7 separate regions of the Homo sapiens genome follow, and regions 2, 3, 4, 5, 6 and 7 are each linked to region 1. Evidence: chromatin contacts called from ENCODE Hi-C or POLR2A ChIA-PET data. All regions are on one chromosome and are shown on one strand. Each heading gives the region's core, a stretch centred on a gene start or an enhancer-like site at or near the end of the contact. The rest is flanking DNA. Distances are from core to core; before and after follow the strand shown. Region 1 holds the start of RRAS (RAS related). Region 2 holds the start of SPHK2 (sphingosine kinase 2). Region 3 holds the start of SYNGR4 (synaptogyrin 4). Region 4 holds the start of LMTK3 (lemur tyrosine kinase 3). Region 5 overlaps LMTK3 (lemur tyrosine kinase 3). Region 6 holds the start of LIG1 (DNA ligase 1). Region 7 holds the start of DBP (D-box binding PAR bZIP transcription factor).

Region 1 (2,700 bases), core at 35-2,534:
GAGAATCGCTTGAACCCGGGAAGCGGAGGTTGCAGTGGGCCAAGATCGCGCCATTGCACTCCAGCATGGGCTACAAGACGGAAACTCCGTCTCAAAAATAAACAAATAAAAATAAACTTAGAACCTAGAAGCCCGACCCCATAGCCGCCTCGTTCAGTACAGAGAAGTCTGAATTCCGAATCCTCTCACTCAGAGCAGTGTCCAGACTCCTATTTCCCTCCTCCCTCCGACTCAGGAGTCTGATTCTTCCTTCCTCGGATCCAAGAGTCGGTCTCCCAGACTAGTCCTGGTCTCAAGCTCTCACATACGAATTCGGGTCCCCCCAAGCCAGTGCCCTCGCTCGGATCCAGAATCCTGGGTCCCCAGCCTCTCCAATTCCTGGACCTAAGAGTCCAGGCCCCCGGCTCCCTCCTTTACCGAACCTAGTACGAAGGAACCTGTCTACCTTCCTCCCTGACACCCTCCTCCCCAGGACCCAGGAGTCCACATCTCCAGCCCCATTTTCTCCTAAGGACCCAGGAGTCTGGGCCCTCTGCTTCCTTCTCCTTCAAGACCCAGAAATCCTGGCCCCAGGCTCTTCATGACCCAGGCATCCCTACTTGGGCGAGCTGGCTCATGGATTAGGAATGCAGTGATCTCACGGCCCCTCCCTGCCCCGTTACCCTGCTGTCCCCCTCTAGGGCCCCACTCTCCTCCCAGTCTGTCTTCCGCTTGGCTGGGACAGCGGGAACCGGAAGCCTGGGTCCCTTAGCGGGCGGAGACTCTAGCTTCTAACCCAGACGCCGGGGTCGAAAGCTTGGCTAGGATCCCAGGAGGGAGGTGGAGCTACTCCTCAAAACCTGCTGCTTCCTCGGAGCGCCCTATATACGGCCGCGCGCGCGAGTCGACGAGCTCCGCCTACCATACTAAGGCCTCGGAGACGATGCCCCAAGCAGCAGTGTCACAGGGGTCCTTATTTGCATAGCCCCTCCCCTGAGGAACTTTCCGCCCCGTCTGCTGAAAGAATAAATTCTTATTAGCATAGCCACGCCCACAGACCGCCCTCCCGCTGAGAGCGCGTGGCGCCGCTCAGGGCAAAGCACAGGTCTCTCATTAGCATAGCCCCGCCTCATTCGGAATTCCCCTTCGCAGCGAACGCCGTTCCCTTTCCCTTATTAACATAGCTCCTCCCTTTCTTTGGCCCGTCCCCCTCCTTAAGTGTCCGGAGACGCGAGCCCTCCTTGCCAGAGCTCATGATTATGCAGTAGCCTCATTAGCGTAGCCCGCCCCCCCGGGTCCCGCCCGGCTCCCCCGCAGGCGGTAGCGAAGGCAGCAGCAGCGGTGGCGACATGAGCAGCGGGGCGGCGTCCGGGACAGGGCGGGGGCGGCCCCGGGGCGGGGGACCTGGGCCCGGGGACCCCCCGCCCAGCGAGACACACAAGCTGGTGGTCGTGGGCGGCGGCGGCGTGGGCAAGAGCGCGCTGACCATCCAGTTCATCCAGGTAGTGGGCCCTCACCCGGGAGGGTGTCCCCCGGGACCCAGAACTGAGCCCTTGGGGGGATCCCCGAGACCCCTTTTCCCCCTTGACCCATCACTGAGACCCTCCTATAAGGCCCTCTAATCTTAAAAGATCCCCACAGATTGTAACCTAAACTCTTGGAGAGCCTCCATCCCCTGCACGGGGGACCCTTCCTTCTGCACTCGCATCCCGAGACCCACTATTCCCTCTCCCAGTGCCTAAGACCCCGCTTACCTGCTGACCTGGCTTTGAGCACCTCCTGGGAGCATGCTAAATACAAAATACTCACCCCATTCGGACCCTAAGCACTCCCAGGACCCCCACCACGCCCTTGGTGCCACCTTCCACCACCCTGAGCCCTATCTCCCCCAAATCCCAGTCCCCAACTTCCCCTCTAAGCCATTGAGAGCCTTCCTGGGAGAATGCCAGTGCCCAGCACCTTTGAGATTCCACCACGTTCGATTCTTTTTTTTCTTTTTTTTTTTTTTTGAGACAGAGTCTCACTCACTCTGTCACCCAGGCTGGAGTGCGGTGGAGTGCAGTGGTGCGATGTTGGCTCACTGCAACCTCTGCCTCCTGGATTCAAGCAATTCTCCTGCCTCAGCCTCCCAAGTAGCTGAGACTACAGGCGAGTGCCACCATGCCTGGCTAATTTTTGTATTTTTTAGTAGAGACGGGGTTTCACCATATTGGACTGGTCTCGAACTCCTGACCTCGTGATCGGCCTGCCTTGGACTCCCAAAGTGCTGGGATTACAGGCATGAGCCACCGTGCCCGGCCCCACGTTTGATTCTTAGCCCCTTCCATGACTGCCCCCAGAATCTAGAAATTCTACCCAGACCCTGGCCCTGAGACTCTTCTGGGACTACCCAGTCCTAAGAGAGTCCTGCTCTCCGACCCGAGATTTAAAAAGACATCCTGCCCCTTGGCCATTCCAGAAATCTCCAAGACCCCAAGTCCTGACAATCCCCCATTCCCGGAGGCCCAAACCTCCACTCTCCCACCCCACCCCCAAGGAAAACCAGCCCCTCCTCCATCCCATGCTTTCTCCGCTGCAACTCCCTGAGCCCCTCTCAGAAACCCTGAATAGCTCTCAAATCATCTCCATGGAAGAAGCCCCCAGATTCTTGGCACCCCCAGAAAGATCTATTCCTTGGGAGTTTCTCTGACCCCATAAATGAACTCAATGTTTCTAAGACTG
Region 2 (2,700 bases), core at 201-2,700, 1.0 Mb after region 1:
CAAGAGTGAGACCCTGTTTTTTCTTTTTTTTTTTTGAGACGGAGTCTCACTCTGTCACCCAGGCTGGAGTGCAGCGCGATCTCGGCTCACTGCAACCTCTGCCTCCCGGGTTCAAATGATTCTCCTGCCTCAGTCTCCCGAGTAGCTGGGATTACAGGTGCGCATCACCATGCCTGGCTAATTTTTGTATTTTTAGTAGAGATGGGGTTTCACCATGTTGGCCAGGCTGATCTCGAACTCCTGGCCTCAGGTGATCCGCAGGCCTTGGCCTCCCAGAGTGCTGGGATTACAAGCTTGAGCTACCACGCCTGGCCTCCAATTTTTTTTTTTTTTTTTTAAAGAAAAGCTTCAGATTTTGTCTTTCCACAGTATGAGGATCTTGGCTTTTAGATGGTCCCTTACCTGGTCCTGCTGCTCCTCTGCTTCAAGGTGTCCATTCATCTGCTGGTCCTCTGCTCTGTTACATCAACGGGACCCTGGCCCTGGGTCTTAAGCCATAGTAGGCTGGTAGGAGCAAGGAGTCAGGTCTCACTGTCCTGGCCTGACCTTCAGCTCTGTGGAGGAGAGGTAAGTGAGGAGCAGCATTGACAGCCAACTGCAGGAGGCCCTTCCAGGCTCAATGTGCCTGAGAACCAAGAGGCAGGGGCCTCCCTGGCGGGTGGGGGGAAGAGTAGATAAGTCATTTTAATCACTGCCCCAGCCAGTCCATCTGGTTGCACACAATATGTATGCTATAATAGGAGTGAAGGCTAATTTTTATTGAGCACTTATTATGTGCAAAATATTGACCTCAGCAGTTTTATTAACTTTCATAATCCTGAAAAACACCCCTGTGTGCCAGGCCTGTTGTCATCCCCTTTTTGTCCATAAGGAGAGTAAGGCCCAAAGAAGTTAAGTGATTTTCCCAAGATCACAGAGAGGTTAAATGACTTGCCCAATCACCCCATTAGTAACTAGCAGAGCCAGGATTTGAATTTGGTTATAGCCTTGCAAGGCCCCATCTCACCATCTTTCTTTGCCACTACTTCTCCCTGGGTCTCCATCTCACCCCTCTTTCTAGGTCTCCTTCCTACCCTTTGGGCCTCCATTCCCCCCACCCCCAAGCCACGGAGTCTCCATTTTGCCTCCCCTATGAAACTCTGTCTCCCTCTTTCTAGGTCAGGGAAGGGCCATCTAGGGGCCGGGGGAGAAGGAGAAGCGGAACTCAAAGGATGGGAATACAGGATGCTATAGATTGAGGTGCAGCAAGATCATCTCGGGTTAGACCTTAAGTAGGACTTCCCAAGCAGCGGCTGCGCCTACGAAGTGCAGCGCGAGATCAGGGAGCGGTGAACCTGATAAGGAAACGCCCGAAGCGTGGGGTCGGAAATTTCCAGATGCCCCGACTAGCCCTGCCAGCCCCGCCTCCTCACCTCCAACACTGGGCCCGCCGGGTCCTCCGGGAGCCACTGAGAGGCCGTCGGCGTCGGGCCAGAGCGTCACCGCGCGACGCATCGTGCTAGCTACACGCATCTCGCTCCCAGATCCCTTTCTTCCGGAAAGCTATCGAGAACACGGCCTGGGTAGGGCCAGAGAGGCCCCCGACGTGCTGGCCCTTCCCTCTTGGACGTTGCGCTTGTTCCTGCGCTCTATGCTCTCTGCCGTTATCGCCCGGCTAGTCAGTCGTCCAACTCACCACAGAGAAGTCCGGATCGTGGTAGAGCGCCGCGTCGCACCCATGTGACGTCACGGCGGCGCCACTCGCTTGAGGCTTTCCCCGCCCACCCCAGCCCGTTCTCTCTTTCCGGACCTGGCCGAGCAGGAGGCGCCATCATGGTGAGCTCGCTTTGCGGCGTTCGGGGCTGGATAATCCGCTGCCATCCGCCGTGGTTTTGGGCTAGGGGCACGCTGGAGGGCGGCAGGGGGTCTGCGGCTGCCCGGAGGGAGCAATTCCCGATACTGGGGACCTACTCTGGGGGCCAGGAAAGCAGGGATGGGTCAGTCATAGCCTACCGCCCCCACTTAGTAGATGACCAAGTGGAGGTACTCGGAGGCTGATATGACTGGGTTTACAAAGCCAGGAAGTGGCAGAGCCAGGATTCCGACCCAGGTGGCTGGACCCGCAGCCACTCTTAGTTATTTGGCTTTGCTGCCTTTATCTGGACCTGTCACTTTCTAGTATGAAAAGTCGGGTTCGATGGGGGCCGCGGCGGGTGAGAGGATCGAGAGCCGAATAACTGGATTTGGGGACCAGGCAGGTCTCTGAGTCTCAGGCCCCTTCCCACCTTGTGATGGTTTTTGAGCCTTTGCCCCAGTGTCTGGCTGTTCGTTGGGTACACAGTAATCTCATCTGACAAGTTTGTGAATTTGGGAAGAAATAATTCACAGGAGATGCTCATCACGGGGTTTTGCACACAGTAAGTGCTGCATAAGTGGAGCTATTAAATAGTTCTTGTAATTGTCAACACAGTCTGAAAAACTTAAGTTGCTCAGAAAGGCAGCAGGGCGGTAGGAGCCTGGCGAGGCGGCTCACGCTTGTTATCCTAGCACTTTGGGAGGCCGAGGCGGGAGGATTCCTTGCCCAGGAGATCAAGACCAGCCTGGCCAATATTGTGAGACCCTGTCTCCACTTTAAAAACGATGTTTTAAAAAGACACTATTTGGTAAGGGTTGTTGGATTGACTGATGCTGTAGGAGAGGTGGTTCTAGTAGTATTGCTAG
Region 3 (2,700 bases), core at 73-2,572, 1.3 Mb after region 1:
AAGGGCTGTTGGGGGCCCCAGGATTGGGGGACATGGGGTGGGGATGGGGGGGGTCCCCGGAATGGAGTTGTGTGGGGTGAGGGGACTGCTGAGCCTCTTAGGAGTCAGGGTGTGGGGTGAATGGGCTGTCAGGGGCCCCAGAAGTCGGGGACGTAGGATGGGGGTGCAGGTGGGTCCCAGGGAATGAGGTTGTGTGTGCTGAGGGGGCTTCTGTGGGCCCCAGGAGTGGGGGGCATAGGATGGGGGTGCTGGGGGTCCCAGGAATGGGGTTGTGTGGTGAGGGGGCTACTAGGGGTCCCAGAAGTGGGAGGCATAGGATGGGGGTTCTGGGGGGTCCCAGGAAAGGTGTTGTGTGGAGAGGGCTGCTAGGGGTCCCTGAAGTGGGGGACATAGGATGCGGGTGCTGGGGGTTCCCAGGAATGGGGTTGTGTGTGGTGAGGGAGCTTTCTGGGGGTCCCAGGAGAGGGGGGCATAGGATGGGGATACTAGGGGTCCCAGGCAAGGTGTCGTGTGGGGAGGGCTGCCAGGGGTCACAGAGGTGGAGGTGCAGGATGAGAGAGTCGCTAAGGGTCCCCTGGGTTGAGGTGTGGGTTAAGGGGGTCTATGGAGGATTCCAGAGAGGTGAGGGCCTGGGGTGAGGGTGATTCTGGGGGTCCCAGGAGTGGGGGACATAAGTGAAGGGGCTGCTTCAGGTTCCAGAAGTCAGGAATGTGGGCTGAGGGGGTTGTTGGGCGAGAGGGCTGTCAGGGATCCCAGAGGTGGAGTGCAGGGGAGGGCTGGGATATTTGGGGACCACGTCTTGTGACCCAGGAGCTGAAGGGCCTGCAGAGGGACTGGGTCCTTCTGTGAGAGGACACAGGTGGGACTTTCTGGGGACTAGGGGGTGCGGCCATTGAGATCAGAGCCCCTGGGAGGTCTGAAACCGAATAATCCCTTTCAGGTTTGGGGGTGACAGCACCCTTCGTGGAGAACCCAGGTATCTCAGGGCATATTTCAGGCTGTCCTTGTCACTTGGGGCCATTTCCCAGAATAAGGGCCTCCCTTTCGAATTCAGCTCCATTTTCACGGAAGTGCACCTCCTCAAGCTGGGAGTCGGGACCTCGGATTTGTGGGGAACCTCAGAATGAGGCCACGCCCCGGCACTGGGCTACCTTCTTAGAATCGCGGTCTCCCCTTTAAGGACCTGGAATGGCAGTGCTGAGGTTTGGGGGTGACGGCACCTGAGAAGGGGCCGCCCCTTCTCTGGAGGGCCAATCTGCGTCACCTGAGGGCCCGCCCTTCCTTTCGCCACCCCCACCCCTCCTGGTCCCTAGCGCCACCTCAGCCTTCTTTTGGTTCCGCTTTTTCCCGCCTTTTCGCTCCTCCACAGCTGATTGGCTGCGCCCAAGTCCCGCCCCCTCCCTCTTTCCGCCTACTCAGGAGCTGACACGAGCCGGGGCGTGGCCTCGGCGAACGTTGGACTGCGCGCCGTTGGCGGACTGCGCGCGGGAGCCCTACCCCGCCCCATCCCTCTAGGGAGTCTCGCGTCCACACCGCCCCTTCCCTTTGTAGCAAGCTGACAAGGAGACACTCCTGCGGCGCATGCGTCGCGCCCAAACGAGGCCGGCGGTGGAGAAAGGCAGGCAACGCATGCGTAGTTGATGTAGGGAGTCGGCGGTGAGAAATGGACAGCCCGCATTGACCGAAGCTTTGCGCATGCGTTTTACTGCTGGGTGAAGCCGAACCTCGGGAGCCCAGGACGCCCTCCTGCACATGCGCAGGAGGCTCAATGACAGTCGAGCTTTGGCTAAGGTGAGGGAGAAATCGGGGGATTGCATGGCCAGGGAGGGCGGCCCTGCACCCCCTAGGTAACCTTTACGAGCATTTCCTGCTCTCCTAAGATCTACCTCGCTGTCTAGACCCCAAAGAAACGTTGTACCACTACAGGGTCTCTGGGCCTGAAAAACGCCCCAGAACCTAAGACCTCTGACCCCTGTCTGGGACCCAGGCCAACTGAGCAGTGTGGGAAGGGGACAGGCAACAGGGGCTTTGAGGCGAGCGGATGGGCTCTGCGCCCTGCCTGGGGTAGAGACGGCTTCTGGAGGGTGGGACGTGGAGGTGGAGAGGGCGCTTTTCCTCTAGATGGCCTTTGACCCCTGCCCATTTTCCTCTGTTTAGGCTCCGGGGAAAGGGTCTAGCCATGCTGCATGTGACCCGGGGGGTCTGGGGGTCCAGGGTCCGAGTATGGCCACTGTTGCCCGCGCTCCTCGGGCCCCCCCGGGCCCTCTCATCGCTGGCAGCCAAAATGGGGGAGTATCGCAAGATGTGGAACCCCAGGGAGCCCCGCGACTGGGCCCAGCAGTACCGCGAGCGCTTCATTCCCTTCTCCAAGGAGCAGCTGCTCCGCCTCCTAATACAGGTACCGCCTGTCCCAGGCCCAAGAGCCTGGGGACTACGGCTCCCAGCAGGCTTCGCGGCGGCAGGGCCCTAGTTGCTGCAGAGAGCTGCCCTGGCGCCTCCTGGGAGTTGTAGTTCCCGGGTCCCTTCGTGTTTCCCTAGTGGGCGGGAGATGAGCTGGAATGCAGGAGCCAGGTCTCCGAGATGCAGACGCAGCATCCATTCCCAACTCTGGCTTGTTCTGAGGGCTTGAACAGGCACTCTCTGGGGCATGGTTTTTCCCTCTTTAAGATGGGTATAGTAATCATCCTCATCATTACTATT
Region 4 (2,700 bases), core at 160-2,659, 1.1 Mb after region 1:
TAAATACTCATAAGAATAAATACATTAAATAAACTATGATCATGTATCTTTTGTATGAGGCAAGTGCTGTGGTTGTGTAATGTCTGCGTAACCGCACGGGAAACGTGGGTATTTGCGACCCGTGTGTCTGTGCGCGTGTCTGTGTCTGTGTTGTGGGTGTGTGACTCTTTGTATGTGTTATGTGTGCCAGTGTGTGTTTATGTATGTGATGTGTGACTGTGGTGGGGTTCTGTGTCTTTGTAACCTTGTGTGAAAGGTGTGTGTATTTGTGATGTGTGTGTCCATGTCTGTTTAGGTATGTGATGTGTGCAACTCTGTGTGTCTGTGTATTTGATCTGTGTGCCTATGTCTGTGCTTATGTATGTGTGACTGTGTATATGTGCATGTTATATGTGTCTGTATGTATCAGTGTGTGGTGTATTTATGTGTATTTTTGCATGTGATTTATGTAGCCCTGTATGTATGAGTTGTGTGTGCCCGCATGCATGTGTATGTAGTGTGTCTGTGTGTATCCATGTGAGTGAAGCTTGTGTCCGTGTGAGTGATGCATGTTACGTGTCCGTATACATGCATGTATTATGTTTCTGTGTACTCATGTATGTGATGTGCCTGTCTCTGTGTAGCTGCTGTGTCCGTGTCTATGTTAGTTCATGTGATGTGTGTGTCTGCGTGTGTCTGTGCAATTGCTGTCTGTGCATGTCTGTGTGACGTGCATGTATGTGATACTTGTGTCTGTGGGTATTCTTTGTTGCCCATTTGTCTAGGGACTGTCTGCGTGGCTGTGACTATGAGTGTCAGCATGTCACAGTGGTGTCCGTGGGGATCTTTGTCTGTGGCGTGTGCGTCTGTGGATCTGGGGCTTTACTTTGTCCGGGGCATGTGTGGGTCTTTGTGATGCTTTGACGTTCCTGCGTGGCCGGGTGCATCTGTGCTGGAAGCTGGCCTGCCTGTGCGTTTCCAGTGCGGTCCCTGCGTCTTTGTGTGTGACGTGTACGTGTCCCCGTCTGCTGATGGCTGTCCACCTTTGTATGTGATGCGCTTGTCTATGAGGGTCCCTGCGACGTGTGTCAGCTGTGTGTGGGCTGCGCGTGCCTGACATCTGCATCTTAGCGTGTAGCACATGTGTCCATGCTGGTGGCATGTCACAGCGGTGTCCGGGCCAGGCACCCGTGGGCCCTGCCCCCCCACCCCCGCTGCAAGTGTGTGCCGGTCCCTGTCTGTCCCTCCCCCTCCCATTTCCTCCCCTCCCTCCTGGCAGCCAATGCTACGGGGGAGCCAGTTGCCATGACGACGCTCCATCCTCCCTCCTCCCACCCTTCCTGTGACAGGCTCTCTGCTCCCCCAATCCTGGCTGCCCTCGGGGGCGGGGCCCTCTTTCTCGCCCCCCCCATCCTACCCTCTCCCCCCCACCCCAGCAACCCCGGCTCCCCAGCATCTCTCCTCTGTCCGCCTCTCCATCCCTTCATCCGTCTGTCCCTTCAAAGAGGGGGAGGGGGGTACCTGAGCCAGCAAGCAGCCCCTCCCTCCCCCTGTCCTGCGTCTCCTGCCCCTCTCCTGGGCCGGGAGGAGGCCAGGGTCGCGCGGGTCCCCATGGCTGGGGGCTGAGGGCCCGCCCCCCCCTCCTCCCCAGCCGCCACCACCTCCACCTCCCTGCCATCCTCGACAAGATGCCTGCCCCCGGCGCCCTCATCCTCCTTGCGGCCGTCTCCGCCTCCGGCTGCCTGGCGTCCCCGGCCCACCCCGGTGAGTCTGTCGGGCCATCAGTCTGTCCGGTGGCCCCCACCCCCGCGGCGGCCTCGCTGTCTGCCCAGGGGTCTGTCTGCGGGTCCTGCCCCGTCACCTGGTGCGCGTCTTCCCGCAGCCCAGCAGGGCCCGGAGCGGCGGGGACGGTGCCTCTGTCAGCAGGGCCTGTGGGAGGGAGGCTGGGGGCTGGGTGGGGAGGGGGCTCCGTTTGGGCAACATGTGTGTATGCGTGCACGCATGTGTTTGTGCTGGTGTGTGCAGGAAGAAGGGGAAGGACAGGGCCTCTGGGAGAATTGGGGGCAGAGGACAGGAATACTATTTCTAAGGGGGACACAACACGGGAGGCTGTCTCTGGCTTCTGGAGAGACCCAGGGCTTGCGGAGTTCCCTTCTCTGGGTCTTGGGCTGGGGATAGAGAACATCGGTGTGCGCCAAGCGTCCCTAAAAGAGACAGATCTCAACCCCACAAACTGGGGGGTTCCAGCATGGGGCAAGAATCTTCTCCCAGCCTGCAGCTGAGAGCTAGTCCTCCTCCCCAACGAGGGGTAATGAGGCTGTCCACGGGAGCGTATTTTAAATTCTGCAAGCTCCAGACTTCACTATCACTCCTCTTTCCTTCAACCCTCATTGGAATTCATCCAAGCCTGGGGTGAGGGGATGGGGTGGGATGAGGTGGCGGGGGTCCCAGTTTGGGACGAGAAGAGAGACCCCACCCCCAATCCAACCACTTGGGAAGGCCCCAAACTACAACTCCCACAATGCCTTGGGCCACTCTGCACCTCTGCCAAGGGACCCTGGTCGCAGAGCATCACGGGAGTTGTAGTCCAAGACGTGCCGGGACGGGAGGGGGCATGATTCCGGTATCCAGGGACTTGAAGCTGGGACCCCAGCCCAGCCCTGTGCCCACAGATGGATTCGCCCTGGGCCGGGCTCCTCTGGCTCCTCCCTACGCTGTGGT
Region 5 (2,700 bases), core at 174-2,673, 1.1 Mb after region 1:
GAAATCAGGTAGGCCAGGGCATGAGGGCCTGGTGGGCTGTGGGAAGTTGCGGCTTAAAGCCGTTGGCACTGGGGAGCTCTGGGGAGGTTGAGCACTGGAGAGGACCTTTCCCACCCTGCCTGGAGAAGCCCTGGTGCAGCCCTTCCGTTCACAAAGTGGGTGCTGAGGCCCAGATTGTGCGGGGGTCTTATCTGAGGCCACACAGCTAGGTGGGAGGGCCTGCCTCAGTTTCACCGGGACAGGGGCTCACCAGGTCTCTCCCCTCGCAGCCAGGCTCTCCCGGCTCTCGCTGGCGCTGCCGCCGCTCACGCTCACGCCATTCCCGGGGCCGGGCCCGCGGCGGCCCCCGTGGGAGGGCGCGGACGCCGGGGCGGCTGGCGGGGAGGCCGGCGGGGCGGGAGCGCCGGGGCCGGCGGAGGAGGACGGGGAGGACGAGGACGAGGACGAGGAGGAGGACGAGGAGGCGGCGGCGCCGGGCGCGGCGGCGGGGCCGCGGGGCCCCGGGAGGGCGCGAGCAGCCCCGGTGCCCGTCGTGGTGAGCAGCGCCGACGCGGACGCGGCCCGCCCGCTGCGGGGGCTGCTCAAGTCTCCGCGCGGGGCCGACGAGCCAGAGGACAGCGAGCTGGAGAGGAAGCGCAAGATGGTCTCCTTCCACGGGGACGTGACCGTCTACCTCTTCGACCAGGTGCGGAACCCGAGAGGGCGCGGTTTCGGGGTCGCGGCCTGGAGGGAGCAGGAGCCTAGAGCCGGGAAGGGCCTGGCGGGAGGCCGAGCTTAGAGTTGGGCGGGGCCTGGAGGGAGGCGGAGCTGGAGTGGGGCGGGGCCTGAAGGGAGGCCGAGCTAGGGTGGGGCGGGGCCTGGAGGGAGGCCGAGTTAGAGTGGGGCGTGGCCTGAAGGGAGGCCGAGCTGGAGTGATGCGGGGCCTGGAGGGAGGGCAAGCTGAATTGGGGTGGGACCTAAGGGGAGCCCCAATCTAGAGTGGGGCGGGGCCTGGGGCGGGGCCGAGCTAGAGTGGGGCGGGGCCCAGGGAGAGGGCGGGCTGGGGGGCGGAGCCCAGGGCGGGGCCTGGAGGGAGGTCGAGCCTAGAGGTGCAGGGCCTGGGGCGGGGCCTAGACGAAGGCTGAGCTTAGGGTGGGGCGGGGTCTACAGCAGGGTTTGAAGGCAGGCTGAGCCTAGAGCGGGGGCGGGGCCTGGAAGGAGACCGCGCCTAGGATCGGGACAGAGTCTGGATCCGGGCCTGAGGGAGGCCAAGTCTGTGGCGCGGCAAGAGGAGGCCTGGAGAAAATCCAAGGCTGGAATGGGGGCGGAGCCTAGGGCGGGGCGGATGGAGCAGGGCGCGGGAAGGGCCTGAGGGGTGAAGGCGGGGTCTGGGGAGAGACTGGTCAGGGAAATGGGGCGGGACTAGGAAGATGGGAGGAGGCTTTGAGTGTGAGGGCAGGGCCTGGCAATGGGGCAGGGCCAGGAGTATGGGCCGAGCCTAGAGCTGGGGCGGGACCTAGGGTGAGGGCAGGGCTTGTGACGGGGGCGTGGTCTAGAGGGCGAGGAGAGGTCTGGAGAGAGAGTGTGGGTCTGGAAGGAAAGAGGGGGTACTGGGTAGTCAAGTATGGGATCCTGGAGAGGCTAGGGAGGAAGTGTTGAGAAGAGGCCTGGATGGTGAAGGGGCCTAGTGAGAGTTTGGGCATGGTTTGTTGACTAGAGTTCTAGTGTCTGTAGGCTGGTTCGGGTTGGAGCAGATCTTACCCACTAGGGAAGGGCCATGGCTAGGCTGCAGGTGGGCTTCAGAGATGGAGCAGGCAGTCTTAACGTATTCTGGGGTGAGGTCAGGGATGAGCGAACCTAACGACTGGGACGGGTCTTTAGAGAGATGGGTTGAGGAATGTGTTAAGAGTTAGGCCTGTCCCGGGTGGCTCACGCCTGTAATCCCAGCACTTTGGGAGGCCGAGGCGGGAGGATCACTTGAGGTCAAGAGTTCGAGACCAGCCTAGCCAAAATGGCGAGACCTCGTCTCTTAAAAAGAAAAAAATTATCTTGGTGTGGTGGTGCGCATCTGTAGTCCCAGCTACTTAGGAGGCTCAGGTGGGAGGATCGCTTGAGCCCAGGAGGTTGAGGCTGCATTGAGCCATGATCACAACACTGCTCTCCAGCCTGGGCGACAGTGAGACTCTGTCTAAAACAAAAAGAAAAACACAGGATATGGTGTTGAAGAGAAAAAGGGAGGGCGAGTGGTGCTGAGGAACTGGGACCTTGTCTAGATGAACCTGGGGCGGGCATACTGGGCTGAGATTATGAAAGGAATGGAAACAAGGCCAAGAACTGGGGCCTGGGCCACTGAAATGTTTTCAGAGGGGTGGGACTTGGAGGGCGGGAGCAGGTCTACTTCTGAGGGAGGGCTCAGGGGCAGGGTCACAGCATCCAGCACGGCATGCGCTCAGGATGGGGCAGGGGTTGGGAGGGCCACTGGAGCAGGTCAAGATCTCAGAGGTGGGTGGGACTGACGTGGACGGGGTGGGGCTTATGGAGATCGCTTTGGGTTAGGGGATCCGGTGGAGGCCTCACGTTAATGAGCCAGGAGAGAATCCCTGCGTTGGGCTACTTAGCTGTGCGCGGGGCTCCGCTGTCAGGAAAGGAGCCTCTGGCCAGGTTGAGGTTAAGGCTGGCCCAAGGCTTCGAAGCCAGATTAGGGGCTCCAGCCACCTCTCC
Region 6 (2,700 bases), core at 40-2,539, 1.5 Mb after region 1:
ACCTCCATCCTATCTTTGGCCTCCTCCCACCGCCTTATCCCTGGTTCACTTGGAGCCTGTCATCTTGATTCCTAATTCCAACTCGTCTCCTCCTCCGCAGATGTGACCCTTAGGTACAGTTGGAATCTCTCCTCCCAAAATACGACCCTTAAGCTCAGATGTCCCTTAAGGACATCTCCTCAAATGTGTTCTCAAATTCCAGCTAAAACCTCCTCCCCTTCCAGCTGTGTCTCTCACCCAAGAGTAACTTCTAACTCTCGTATTCATCTGGAACTCCTCCTTCCATGTGCCAACAGTTGGCTGTAACCCCTCCAAAGACGCTCCATCTCCAGATGTGCTCCCACATCCAGGCCACGGACCCCTCACCCGGTCACATGCTTCATGCACCTGTGGCTCCGCACTCCCCAGATGTGCCTCTGGCGTGCAGCTGTTGCCCCTTCCCCCGATTATGACCCTATGGCTCGCCACATGCAGCTGTAGCTGGGGCTTCCCTGAGACACTCTCATCTCCAGATGTACTCCCCACATGCAGTTATCCACGCTTCGCCTACAGGTGTGTGCCCCACTTGTGGCTAGTTCTCCTCGGAAGTGTCACCAGTATTCACCTGTGGTCCCCTCCTCCTCAGATGCGGCCCCCAGTCCAGCTGTGGGCCCCTCCTCCCAGTTACATCCACCATCCCCCGCAATATGCATCTTCGTTCTAGACATGGCCCCTCGTCCTCGGATGGGCTCCTTCACCCCAGATGCTCCCCCCACGTCCAGCTGCGCGTCTCCCCTCGAGCAGCCCCATCCAGCCCGCTCCCGACCCTCCTACTCCCCCCCTCCCCGCCCGCTGCGGCACCTTCCAGCCCCGCCGTCCCACCTAGCTGTGCCTCTCCCCTCCCCAAGATGTGCACCCTTCCCGCCCCTCCCCACTCACCTACCCGCCCCGGAGCGGCGTCCACCTCCCACAATGCCCCGCGCCCAGGCCTGGCCCGGCCCTTGCTCCCGGGATGCCCCGCGCGGTCTCCCGCCTCTCTTCCCGCCGTGCCTCGCGGGGGCGCTTCCACCGATTCCTCCTCTTTCCCTGCCAGTCACTCCTCAGACCCTCAGCCACACCCGCTCATCCAGGGCGAGGGAAAGCGCGGGCATTTTCCCAGTGTGCTCTGCGGGAGGGCTCGCCCCACTTCACCCCTTTTCCCGCCCTCCTCCCATTCGGGAGACTACGACTCCCAGTGTCCTCCGCGCGACGGCGGCGGTGCGGACGGTGCCCAGGTCCCGCCCCTAGGCTCTGCCCCGCCCCCGCCCGCAGACGTCTGCGCGCGAATGCCGTGGCGCGAACTTGGGACTGCAGAGGCGCGCCTGGCGGATCTGAGTGTGTTGCCCGGGCAGCGGCGCGCGGGACCAACGCAAGGCAAGTGGGGCCGTCCGCAAGCAGATGGGAGGCGGAGGGCGGCGGGTGCGCCGAATGCTTGGGGCCTATGCTTCGCCATGTCGGGGTGTCTGCAGAGGAGTGGGCGTGGGGACGCTGAGGCTGCCGAGAGCGCGGTGGAGACGGAAGAGCGCGGGCTGCGGGCCGCCGGAGAGTGCAGAGAGGTGTCTCCCAGAGGGAGGGGGGCCAGGTAGAGGGTAGACGAGAGACAGAGACAGTTGGACAGGTCCTCTGAGAAGAGGCCTTGAGGTGCGAGTTCACCTGGAAAGGGGAGAGGCCAAATGGAACTGAGGGGCGGGGCCGGGGGGGGGAAAACTGTGTGGGCGGGGCCAGCTGGAAATCGGAAGGCCCCCCGAGGGGGCGGGGCTATCTGGGAGGGGGAGGGGCTGAAGGGAGCTAAGGGGCGGGGCCGGGGAAAAGATTGCGTGTGGGCGGGGCCACCTGGAAGGGGGAGGTGCCAAGGGTGGGGCTGGCTGGGAACCGGAAGTGCTGAGGGGGCGGGGGCCACCTGGAAGTGCTGAGGGGGCGGGGCTAGAAGAAGGTAAATCGCGGGCAGCAGCATCACCTGGAAGGAGTGGGCCCTACTGGAGGGAGATGGGTGGTGTCAGGGAGAGGTCAGTGGTAAGGTCCAGGTCTAGGTAAAGGGCTCGTAAAAGATGGAGAATCATCTGAATGGGGAGACGTCTGGCCTAATGTATGCTTGATAAAGGGATGGAGCTTACCTCTTGTTTTTACTTTTTATTTTGAAATAATTATAGATTCAAGGAAGTTGTGAAAAGAGTATATCCATCTTCCCCTAATGGTGACATCTTATGTAGTCCCAATATCGAAACCAGGAAATTGACATCAATACAGTTCTGTTAACTAGATTACAGACCTTGTTCAGTTTTCACCAGTTTGTGTGGTGTGAGTGTGATTGTGCATCTGTGTGCCCGTGCAGCTTGATTCCTTGTATAGATTTGTGTAACCCCCATCGTAATTGTGATATAGAACAGTTCCCTCTCCACATAAGAACTCCTCCCCAGGCCCCTGGCAACCGCTAATGTGTTCACCATCTCTAGTTTTGTCATTCGGAGATTGTTATGTAAATGGAATCATATATTATTAGGATGTTACCTTTTTTCTACTCTGCACAATGCCCTGGAGGTCCACCCAAGTTGTTGCTTGTATCAGTGCTTCGTTTCTTTTTATTACTGAGTACTGTTTCATCCTTACTTGATATTTTTCCTGTCATTATCTCTTCATTTTGGTAACCGCTTTATTGAGATATAATTCACAATTATACAGTTT
Region 7 (2,700 bases), core at 76-2,575, 1.0 Mb after region 1:
GGCCATTGCTAGCCCACGATTTGTCTTTCCTCTTCACTGCTTTGTAACTTGGTCTATAACCCTTGACCCCTGCCTTCCTATGGTCCAATTACCTACTGTTCTGTGCTTCCTATTACTGTGAATTTCCAAAATGGTACAATTTGGATCCTCTCTCCCTTTCCAAGTCGTACTACCTTACGCTGTTCCACAATCTGATGCTCCCTTCCCCCTTACTGAGAATCTACAAGGTACAACCCCTTCCCTCCACCTCTGCCTCCCTGTGGTTTAGCCCAGGAATCTCACACACCCCCGGCTTCGCAACATGGTACAGTCCACACCCCCCCCCCCCCATGAAGACCTTCAAGTAGTTCAGCCTACTGCTGAATCTGGACGTCCCGATTCCCCCCTCCTATTGGCTTCTTGTGGTTCAGCCCAGTGCTTCTCGACCTAGTACATTCTGGTTCCCCGCTCGCAGACTTCCGACGGTAGGGCCCAGCGCGGCGCAGCCCACGCCCCCTGCACACCCCCCGCCCCTTCCATCCTATACTGACGCCCCCTGCCGTTGTTCTCTGTCTTACAGTGGATGGTGTCCCCCATGGTCGCTGAGACTCCCCTTCGAGGATTGCACCCGCCCGTCCTAAGCCTCCCCACAAGGCGAGGGGAGTTACCCCTAAAACAAAGCTATTAAAGGGACAGAATACTTCCTGTTTTCTCAGTGGTCTGATTCTAGGCGCGGTGGGGAAACATTTGGGTATTAAAGAACAGACTTCTTCCGGAAACCAATCTTCCTCTTTCTAAACCTCCGCTCTCGGTATTTTGGCTTCCTGCTTCTCAAAACCATCTTTAGGACCGCGGCCCCTTTAAGCGGCGCCCCTTTTCCCCCCATCACCCCCCTCGCCATCAGGCAGCACGAGCAGAGCCATGTGCTTCCCCCTCCCGCCTGCCTCATTGGCCCAAACTGGGTCACGGTCCCGCCCCCCAGTACCGCCTCCCATTGGGCAAATGTAGGTCAGTGTCCCGCCTCCCACCGAAAGGCAAGGCAACTTCACGCGCTGAGCCCCTCACGCGCCCTCCTGGGCCCTGGCGGACCCAGAGGCCCCATTGGCTGTGCGTCTCAAGGTGTCGGAGACGATTGGTCCGTGTTTGCAGCCGGAGGGAGGCACGCGGCTGGGTTGCATGCCCATAGAGGCTGGCGGGGCTGGACGCGCCGGGCGGGGACCCGGAGGAGGGGCGCGCGCTGTGGCGTCGGGTGTTTTGGTTTGGATTTTTTTTTCCGCGAAAGAAGTTTGCTTTGGCCACGCCTCAAGGCGGCCGCCTCCTCCTGCCCCCTCCTCCGCCCCTCCGCGCACACCTCTCGGTGCAGATTGCAAAGCGCCTTCCGTTGCGAGAGCTGCAGATTTTGCAAGAGCCAGGCTCGCCCACCTTGTAGAAGGAGCGCCTTGAGTCCCCTCTCACCCTCGGTTGCAAAGAGCCGACCGCTTGATCTGGACACCCCCTCGCCCAGATTGCATGATCTCCCGGGACCCTCTTGAGTTGCACGTTTCTGCACCGAGGACCTCAAATCCCCGTCGCTCCTAGGATTTGCAGCGTTCTGGATACTGGAGGGTTGCAGGCTACACTCGCCCGCCCCTGGGCAGACACTCGTCCAAACCACTGGAGTGTGCTGGTGACTGGCAGGCCAGCCCTTCGCCTCTCCATGAACCCGTGAGCCTGGGGGCAGGTGCCAGGCGATGGCGCGGCCTGTGAGCGACAGGACCCCGGCCCCTCTGCTGCTGGGCGGCCCGGCCGGGACACCCCCTGGCGGGGGAGCGCTGCTTGGGTTGCGGAGCCTTCTGCAGGGGACCAGCAAGCCCAAAGAGCCGGCCAGCTGTGAGTTCTAACCCCCATCTCACCCACTTCGGACACCCTACCCCCTTAGGGACTCAGGTGCCGTGGGGTGGGGTCCCATAGAAACCTGCGTGCGGGGAGTCCATCTTCCCAACCTTAATCTACTCAATTACTCAGGTGTTTAGGCCCCTAGATCCCTTAGCGCCCAGGACCCAAAAGCGCCGGCTCTGAAGCCCGTCCACCCTAAGGACCCAGGCACCAACGTCCCCAACGTCCTCCCCGCTTAGTTCACAAGAGTGTAGGCCCCAGCCTCCTCTTCCTTTTGGTCCGGGAGTCTGGACCCCTGGGGTCCCAGGGAGGGGGTGTGTCGGGTGCTCACACGGTGGTGACACGGGCTTGGGCGGGGCGTCATGGGGTCACATGGAGTCTAGGGATGAGGGATGTGCCCCAGGAATAGAGCCCCTTCCTGCCCCTTACAGATGGTGGGGGAGGGGAAGGGGGTACAGCGCGCAGGGGATGGGGGTTGGGTAATTACAGTGAAATTACAGAGCTGTCATTTTTTCTCTCACCTGCCCAACCCTCCACCTACCCTGTCCCTGCCCCCCTATTCCTGAACTTCCGTCTCTCTTTCTCTGGTTCGCTGTCTTTCTGTGTGTCTATTCCTTCCCGGCATTCTGTCCCCATCTCTGTGAATCTGTCCACCTGTCTCTGCCACCCCCGTCTCCATTCTTTCTGGGTCTCTCTCCCACTCTGCGTCTCCGTCCCTTTTTCTCCCGTCTCTCCTCTCCGACCCCCCGTCCCCTCTTTCTCTGGATCTCCGCCCTGTGCCTCTCGGACTCGGGGTCTCTTCTCCATCTCTATCTCCCCCACCTCACCCTCATCCCAACCCGTCTT

Evidence for each region. A loop is a pair of places that touch in the nucleus more often than their neighbours do. ChIA-PET counts read pairs that join two places held with the same protein, here RNA polymerase II (POLR2A). Pooled maps may share reads with other maps.
Region 2: a loop to region 1 is called in a map of heart left ventricle, with 6 times the contacts of the local background. The contact joins the promoter of SPHK2 here to the promoter of RRAS in region 1. A Hi-C loop is called at or near these places in 2 of 168 maps with a recorded cell type or tissue (heart left ventricle and naive thymus-derived CD4-positive, alpha-beta T cell), 1 of 37 single-sample maps with no recorded cell type and 13 of 50 pooled maps. POLR2A ChIA-PET finds 5 or more read pairs at or near these places in 1 of 52 experiments (GM10248).
Region 3: a loop to region 1 is called in a map of B cell, with 32 times the contacts of the local background. The contact joins the promoter of SYNGR4 here to the promoter of RRAS in region 1. A Hi-C loop is called at or near these places in 2 of 168 maps with a recorded cell type or tissue (B cell and CD8-positive, alpha-beta T cell), 1 of 37 single-sample maps with no recorded cell type and 7 of 50 pooled maps.
Region 4: a loop to region 1 is called in a map of naive thymus-derived CD4-positive, alpha-beta T cell, with 19 times the contacts of the local background. The contact joins the promoter of LMTK3 here to the promoter of RRAS in region 1. A Hi-C loop is called at or near these places in 2 of 168 maps with a recorded cell type or tissue (CD4-positive, alpha-beta memory T cell and naive thymus-derived CD4-positive, alpha-beta T cell) and 7 of 50 pooled maps.
Region 5: a pooled map shows a loop between it and region 1 (19-fold over the local background). The contact joins the enhancer-like site here to the promoter of RRAS in region 1. A Hi-C loop is called at or near these places in 7 of 50 pooled maps. POLR2A ChIA-PET finds 5 or more read pairs at or near these places in 3 of 52 experiments (K562, RWPE1 and WTC11).
Region 6: a loop to region 1 is called in a map of naive thymus-derived CD4-positive, alpha-beta T cell, with 26 times the contacts of the local background. The contact joins the promoter of LIG1 here to the promoter of RRAS in region 1. A Hi-C loop is called at or near these places in 1 of 168 maps with a recorded cell type or tissue (naive thymus-derived CD4-positive, alpha-beta T cell), 1 of 37 single-sample maps with no recorded cell type and 8 of 50 pooled maps.
Region 7: a map of natural killer cell shows a loop between it and region 1 (9-fold over the local background). The contact joins the promoter of DBP here to the promoter of RRAS in region 1. A Hi-C loop is called at or near these places in 3 of 168 maps with a recorded cell type or tissue (heart left ventricle, naive thymus-derived CD4-positive, alpha-beta T cell and natural killer cell), 4 of 37 single-sample maps with no recorded cell type and 12 of 50 pooled maps.

Annotation. Positions count from the first base shown.
Region 1 is chr19:49,638,727-49,641,426 of GRCh38, reverse strand. RRAS (RAS related) reads left to right here and starts at 1,284. Exons shown (of 6, transcript NM_006270.5): 1 at 1,284-1,481. The coding sequence starts at 1,329. It also overlaps a transcript of SCAF1 not described here. RefSeq lists enhancers at 1-97, 98-767, 768-1,437 and a silencer at 1,158-1,547.
Region 2 is chr19:48,618,256-48,620,955 of GRCh38, reverse strand. It overlaps SPHK2 (sphingosine kinase 2), which reads right to left and starts at 1,450. Exons shown (of 7, transcript NM_020126.5): 1 at 1,413-1,450; 2 at 403-554. The coding sequence starts at 441. It overlaps RPL18 (ribosomal protein L18), which reads left to right and starts at 1,778. Exons shown (of 7, transcript NM_000979.4): 1 at 1,778-1,815. The coding sequence starts at 1,813. RefSeq lists enhancers at 1,107-1,196, 1,357-2,036, 2,307-2,700.
Region 3 is chr19:48,362,989-48,365,688 of GRCh38, reverse strand. SYNGR4 (synaptogyrin 4) reads right to left here and starts at 1,322. Exons shown (of 5, transcript NM_012451.4): 1 at 1,152-1,322. It overlaps TMEM143 (transmembrane protein 143), which reads left to right and starts at 1,749. Exons shown (of 8, transcript NM_018273.4): 1 at 1,749-1,791; 2 at 2,158-2,398. The coding sequence starts at 1,769. RefSeq lists enhancers at 1,028-1,177, 1,548-1,667, 2,148-2,197.
Region 4 is chr19:48,510,544-48,513,243 of GRCh38, reverse strand. It overlaps LMTK3 (lemur tyrosine kinase 3), which reads left to right and starts at 1,409. Exons shown (of 15, transcript NM_001388485.1): 1 at 1,409-1,743; 2 at 2,652-2,700. The coding sequence starts at 1,668.
Region 5 is chr19:48,491,679-48,494,378 of GRCh38, reverse strand. LMTK3 (lemur tyrosine kinase 3) reads left to right here. Exons shown (of 15, transcript NM_001388485.1): 12 at 270-685. Among named protein-coding and RNA genes, the nearest start is that of LMTK3, 19 kb to the left of the region's middle. RefSeq lists an enhancer at 1-463 and silencers at 476-525, 716-1,195, 1,025-1,216, 1,216-1,425. Within about 2 kb of position 1,423, at least 26 of the 41 ENCODE cell types and tissues checked have a DNase peak (open chromatin) inside an H3K27ac peak, as active enhancers do.
Region 6 is chr19:48,168,933-48,171,632 of GRCh38, reverse strand. It overlaps LIG1 (DNA ligase 1), which reads left to right and starts at 1,289. Exons shown (of 28, transcript NM_000234.3): 1 at 1,289-1,392. ZSWIM9 (zinc finger SWIM-type containing 9) reads right to left here and starts at 953. Exons shown (of 4, transcript NM_199341.4): 1 at 919-953. RefSeq lists silencers at 761-900, 1,701-1,750, 1,781-1,850 and an enhancer at 1,148-1,807.
Region 7 is chr19:48,636,004-48,638,703 of GRCh38, reverse strand. It overlaps DBP (D-box binding PAR bZIP transcription factor), which reads left to right and starts at 1,325. Exons shown (of 4, transcript NM_001352.5): 1 at 1,325-1,848. The coding sequence starts at 1,710. CA11 (carbonic anhydrase 11) reads left to right here. Exons shown (of 9, transcript NM_001217.5): 9 at 560-758. The coding sequence ends at 585. It also overlaps the pseudogene SEC1P. RefSeq lists an enhancer at 108-277 and silencers at 888-1,107, 1,278-1,387, 1,618-1,737.